Linked DNA regions of Homo sapiens: region 1 is linked to region 2. A link is an interaction called in ENCODE POLR2A ChIA-PET data of the cell type or tissue named here. Cell type or tissue: endothelial cell of umbilical vein. All regions are shown on one strand. Links, peaks and the distances in the headings refer to the core of each region. The heading gives the core; the rest is flanking DNA.

Region 1 (2,925 bases), core at 1-2,500, 190 kb before region 2:
GTGGATGTACAATATTAAGTAATGTTGTTAGAAAAGGCCTCATTTACATGATCACACTTAATAAGTAACCAAATAAGCAACATGATTATGGATTTCTAAAAGTGCTATGAAAGTAATAAACAGTATAATGTGAAACAGAGTAACTGAGGAAAGCCTTTTTAATAGCGAATGATCAGACAGAAGGCCTGTCGGAAGAGAAACTGGCATTTGAGCTGAGACTGAAGAGTGAAATTGAGTCAGTATGTGCGCCTTGGAATATCTTAACATGCTCCCCAAAGTACAAAAGGTTCAGATTCTCCTAAAGCAGTACCAGCATTATCAGCTATACCGAAATGTTATCACGGATGACAGAGGTTCATAGAGGAAATGAAAACATTTATTGAATGTCATGTGCCAGGTAAATAAAAGACAATTTGCATGCTTGTCATACCTTTTTGCTGTCTGAAGTTTACAAGAACAACCTGGCTGCTGTTCGCTGAAAAAAGTGCCCAAAACTGAGTAAAATCTATTAATGGTCAATTTTAGGTCATAGTAATAGTTTATGGTGAACAGATTTTTTTTTATTTAAAATATTCTGATAAAAATATGCTGTTCCATCCATCATGACACCATGTATTAGCTCATGTGTTCCCATTTATGGTTCAGGATATATGGCCTACTGATAAAACATTCTTCAGTTCTACATTTAAAATAAGCAGTAACATGTACAACACACTATTATGCATTTATGTGCTAACATTTAAGTCTATGTAAACAGTGACAAACTTCATAGACAATAAAAATTTCCCATAAATAAACAAAGCTATGATGTCTATAAAATTTCTTTGATTTTGTGGTCTTAAATCTACCTGTAGATGAACAATCAGCTCTTAATAATTAACAGTAAATTATGTACTGGATATTGTTAACCTATACTGAACCATTAAGTGTACTGGAAAACAATAATTGAGATTTGATTTAAGTGACAGAATAAAGAAATAAAGAGCTAAAGCTGAGGCTGAGCCTTGAATTAATCTATGCTTTTTGGGAAGCAGTCAAAAGATTACCCACAGCCCCTACATTATATAGGCTCATTAGTGACTTCCTTCCTACGTTTAAACTTATTGTTATTACTGCAGTATGCTTTTTGATAATTCAGTTTTTGTAATTCTTTTCTAATAAAAAAGAGATTAATGGAAAATGGAAGAGACAACAGATTCTCCAGAGTTTTACAGGAAAGAGCTTATTACTCTAAAAAGCCAAAGAAACATTTCTTGGACATACTGATACTGCTGTTTTATTTGCAATGTATTTTCATCCAGGAATCATCCAAGGCCCCTTAGAAACCTACAACAGAGCTAGCAGATATTTTTAGATGATCTGGTAAGAATCTAGCTTTGCAGGTACCTTGAAGACGTCCTATCTTTTTATATAAGGTAAAAGAAAAGAAATTCACTTAAATCCAGGACTCAAGAGTTTCAGACATCTGATAACTTATGACCCTAAAAAATGACTTTAGAGAAGGTCCCCCGACCACCTCTCCCCCAAAAAAGACGGGGACAGGACTTTAGAGAAGATTTTTAGTAACAGACATTACCTGATAAAAATTTAATAACAAGTGTCTTGTAAAACAAAATACATCTGCTACCTGTGTTTCATTAACATAATTACTATTCCTAATAGAAAACAGAACTGACATCAATTAGGACTTTATTTATTTATTTATTTACTTTGGAGTAGGTATATCACATTCTGTATTTTTAGTTTCCTCACCTATAAAATATTATATAATAATTATGATTTGTTTGTTTGTTTTTTGAGATGGAGTTTTGCTCTTGTTGCCCAGGCTGGAGTGCAGTGGCACAATCTCAGCTCACTGCAACCCCCGCCTCCTGGGTTCAAGCCATTTTCCAGCCTCAGCCTCCCGAGTAGCTGGGATTACAGGCATGTGCCACCACGCCTGGCTAATTTTGTATTTTCAGTAGAGACAGGGTTTCTCCACGTTGGTCAGGCTGGTCTCGAACTCCCAACCTCAGGTGATCCACCTGCCTTGGGTTCCCAAAGTGCTGGGATTACAGGCGTGAGCCACCGTGCCTGGCCAATAATTATGATTTTTATCAACTCAATCTGAAGTAGCTCAGAAAAAAAGTCACTACATAAATACCAGAAACTATATATCATTTATAGAATACTGCATTATACAACTATATTACTCTGTATATTGTACTGTACTGTTTTGTTCTTTGTATTTACAGCCATTACAACCTCCTCACAACTTCTATAGGAATTTAAGAACACTTGAAAAATAAGAAAAGATGATATGCAAGAATAATAGTGAAAAATGTTGCCCTGAGTAAAATAAAACAGAAAAATTTTCATGTAAATTTCCAAACATAACTAACATGTATATTAATGAACCTACTCACTAAGAATTCAGGCAAGATTTTTCATAACTACAGATGTAATCATTGGTAACCCAGCAATGACTACTTTATGGCCAAGTGGAAGAGATGGAAAGCTGATCACTTCTGCAGTATAGATCCTTCGGTAGTTCTTTTTTTTTCTTTTTTCTTTTTTTCTTTTCTTTTCTTTTTTTTTTTTTTAAGATGGAGTCTCCCTCTGTAGCCCAGGCTGGACTGGAGTGCAGTGGCACTATCTCGGCTCACTGCAACCTCCGCTTCCCGGGTTCAAGTGATTCTCCTGCCTCAGACTCCTGAGTAGCTGGGACTACAGGCGTGCACCACCACGCCCAGCTAATTTTTGTATTTTTAGTAGAGATGAGGTTTCACCATGTTAGCCAGGATGGTCTTGATCTCCTAACCTCTTGATCCACCCACCTCGGCCTCCCAAAGTGGTGGGATTACAGGCGTGAGCCACCACACCTGGCCCATTCTGTAGTTCTTTAAAATCTTTCCTGACATCATGAGAGACCTGCTAGTTGAAAGA
Region 2 (3,513 bases), core at 426-2,925:
TTCATGGGAGGGAAATCCAAAAGGTATGCCTCTCAATAATTCTATAAGGACTGGACTGGTCCATGGAAAACAAAATGACATTTACTCCTGGGCCTGCTTTGTTAAGATCATTTCTACGATATAAAGCTCAATTCTATAGATTAAAATTATAAAGATTAGAATGTGAAAAGTTGCACTTCTTACAGTTCTCATTCTTACACTCAGATTCTAGTCTTTAGATCAGAACTCTCAGGTTTGCAAAAGTATTTTTTCACAAAGGGTCCATATTAAAAGGGTCCTGTATCATAATTTATCTGGTTTCTTCTTCCACAGCATAAATGTTTGGATTCTCTTTGAACATGTCCTTGCCCATAAACTCTAGTAATGAACAAGCTTATTAAAGTTTAAGTTTCAGAAGAACAAGGCCTGGGGTCTATCATTTTCCAAGAAAGACCAGTCAACTCTAAAATCCACGGGATGTTAAATACTAGTAGGACAAGTTAAACGACGCATAGCCCTTAACATTTATGAAACTAATACCGAATTGACACAGTAGGCCTCTATTCCTATCACTACATATCCCAAAAAAAACTATCCACCCAAACTAAATATGCAGAATCTTTTCTTGTCCAATTAATAGCAATATTTTTTGTCAGTTTCAAAAGCAAGAATCCTACCTTGAGAACTGTATGAAAGCCTGTGGTCACTATGAAATTCCGATGAAGCCATGATGAGGCTCAAAATCCAGGTCAACGTCTTCCACAAAATTTCCATAATTTAGAAAACTGGATGATTTTTTTGAGGGCTACCTATGTGCTAAAGAGTCAATACCATACCAAAATCGAAGCATAACAATTTTATTTCTTTAAAACTTCTTGCAAATTAGTTATTGGATGTTCCACTGTTTAAGAGCCACTTTTATCCAACATCCTGCACTTTCTTCTATATCTGGATTCATTTTCTCAATCCAAAATGAAAAAAATAATGATGGTAAAAGTTTTCATAAGCAAAGCATTAGGCTGATTAGTTACTAAAGTATGGCCATTTTTTAACCTAGAAAAAAAAAAATTTAAGTTAACTGAAAAATATCCAGAATGGAAAAATCCAAGTCCTATATAGTACTGAATCCTTGCCAAAAGACATAACTACAAAATAATATAGTTAAATTAGACCATTGTTAGTCTTTATAGTCTAAATAAACATTCACAAGATTAGACACAGAATTAGAGACCAAAATGGTTATCAGCATAATGCCAGAGTTACTTAATAATCAAATAAGGAATCTAAAGAGAAATCATAATTCTTTTTTAAAAACTTTGAAGATAACAATGATGGGCAATGAGTTAACTTCCTTTTGATAAAATAAAATCGGCTGACTTCACTACTTCAGTTCATTATATGTGACAAACAATATGTAATCCCATTCCATAACATGCCTTTTAAACACACTCATATCCAGATATTGTTGTGTTGCTTTATAAGGCACCTATCATTTTTTTTTCTGACAAAGTAGATCTACAAATAGTGACATTTAGCAGCCATCTGTGAATACTAAGACAGTATCAGAAGCTAAACTTCTAAAAAGTTGAACTGTATGTACTATAACCCTTGACTTTACTCGGAAGTCTTATGTGACTTATAAGGCAACTCGTGAGTCAATTTCAACTCTCTGAAATGTAACTTAAAAGAAAATTTTAAAACTTCATTTCAAGTATTACAACAGATTTCAAGTCCTAGCTCATGTACTTTACATGCAACTAACAACCTCACTCAGAGTCTCCATTCACACTTGATACAGAATAGTATATTTGGCTGCCTGGTTTCCCCGCATACAGCAGATCAGAAGAAGAAAATAACTAAGAGCTAAAAACTAGCCACAAACAGCCAAACTGTGACCAAAAAAAAAAAAAAAAAAAAGGATAAAAAACGAAAATGTAGTTTTAGAACCCCAAAGTAATATAGTTTGGGGTAGAGGCAAATGGGTCTTACATAGTTTAACAGTTCCTATTGTATGTATAACTGTGTTATATAGTTCAATATCTGATACTCATAACACTATGCCTGAGTCCAAAATAAGAAGATAAATGCGTTTAATAAGGTAAGTTACTGTTAGTAAGTTAGGAAAGTACACAAAAGAGATTAGAAAGATTTTCATTCCAAATCCCTAATATATGAAATTTTCACATAATAAATTCTTACTATATATTTGTTGGTTGAAAAAAATGGATGAGTAAAAGAATGAATAAATGAATAGTGGTTAAAATAAAATCACTTTAGGCATATAAAAAGTATTTGTAGTTAACTGTAAAATTAACTTATGTGAAACACTTCATTCCCTACGGTGATAGAAATATTGGTATATACAACATATAAAACAACAACAGCCATTTAAATCCCTTACATTTGTCTCTACAAGTTATTAAACTGCTAAGCCTTGGAAAAGCTAATTCATTAATCAACAAATATTGTCCTACTATGTTTAAAAGATGATGTTATAACAACATCAGAATACAGAAAAGGATTAAGGGAAACAGAAAAGATTAAGATTCAATCCTTGCCCTTGGAGAGCTCATAATCTAAGTAACAAGGAAAAATGTAAGGCAGACTGACAAATGCCGTAATAAGGTCGTGCAAAGTTGTTGCAGGAGATCAGATGAGGGAGATGACTTCTGGGTCAGAGAAGAATGAATCAAGGAATGTTTATGGAAAAAGCATTTCAGATAGATCCCGGAAGACGAATACAATTTTACAAGTCAAATTGCTGGAGGTAATCATTACAAATAGAAGAAATGCATTCCACAAAGTCTAGATAACCAGAAAAAAATGGGAAATAGTAAACAATATTAGTAATAATAGCAATAGCAAATTTTGTTCCTGTGCAAAAAAACTAACAGGTAATAACCAGAAAGGTAGTTTAAGATCAGACCAAAAATAAAAAACTTTAATACATATTGCTTCTTTTAATCTCCAAAACCATCTTGTGAAGTAAATATACTCTGCCCCTGTGGCAGTGTAGACTCTGATGAGCCCAATAATCTGGCTTCCTCATATCCATTCCCTTGCTCCCCTCCTCTTAATTTGATTCTAACCAATAGAATACCTCAACACTGAGGGGATGTCACTTTCGTTATTACATACAAAAGATTCTGACTTCCATCTGCTAGCCACATCTTTCCCTAATTGGTTTAGATGAAGCAAGCAAGCTGTCATTTGTTGAGGCCCACATTGAAGAAACTGAGAGCAGCCTCTGATATAACTAACAAGGAACTAAGGCCCTCAGTCCAACAGCATGCAAGAAACTAAATCCTGTTCAGTAATAGGTGAGCTTAGAAACAGGTTTTTCCCCAGTCAAGCCTTCTGTAAAGACCCTAGTCCTTGCCAACACTTTGTGGCTCATGAGATACCCTAAAGCTGAGGACATAACCCCTAGATTCCTGACCCAGAGAAACTGTGTGATAATAAATGTGTATTGTTTTAACTCACTAAGTTTGTGGTAATTTGTTACACAGCAATTGATAACTAATACAGCCACCA

Evidence for each region. ChIA-PET counts read pairs that join two places held together with the same protein. Peaks named below come from ENCODE experiments on the same cell type or tissue, not always from the same donor. Only the 100,000 strongest peaks of a DNase experiment are listed, where the experiment ranks them.
Region 1: POLR2A ChIA-PET joins it to region 2 with 5 read pairs; 7 of 35 experiments call an interaction of 5 or more read pairs at or near these places.

The regions. Positions count from the first base shown.
Region 1 is chr5:65,285,751-65,288,675 of GRCh38, forward strand. All of the region lies in intron 11 of ADAMTS6 (ADAM metallopeptidase with thrombospondin type 1 motif 6), which reads right to left. Among named protein-coding and RNA genes, the nearest start is that of ADAMTS6, 190 kb to the right of the region's middle. In endothelial cell of umbilical vein, for the core only: no CTCF peak of the experiment used is centred there; no DNase peak of the experiment used is centred there.
Region 2 is chr5:65,472,921-65,476,433 of GRCh38, forward strand. It overlaps ADAMTS6 (ADAM metallopeptidase with thrombospondin type 1 motif 6), which reads right to left. Exons shown (of 25, transcript NM_197941.4): 2 at 657-1,032. The coding sequence starts at 753. Among named protein-coding and RNA genes, the nearest start is that of ADAMTS6, 7.2 kb to the right of the region's middle. In endothelial cell of umbilical vein, for the core only: no CTCF peak of the experiment used is centred there; DNase peaks (open chromatin) are centred at 1,461 and 2,511; H3K27ac peaks cover 2,500 bases.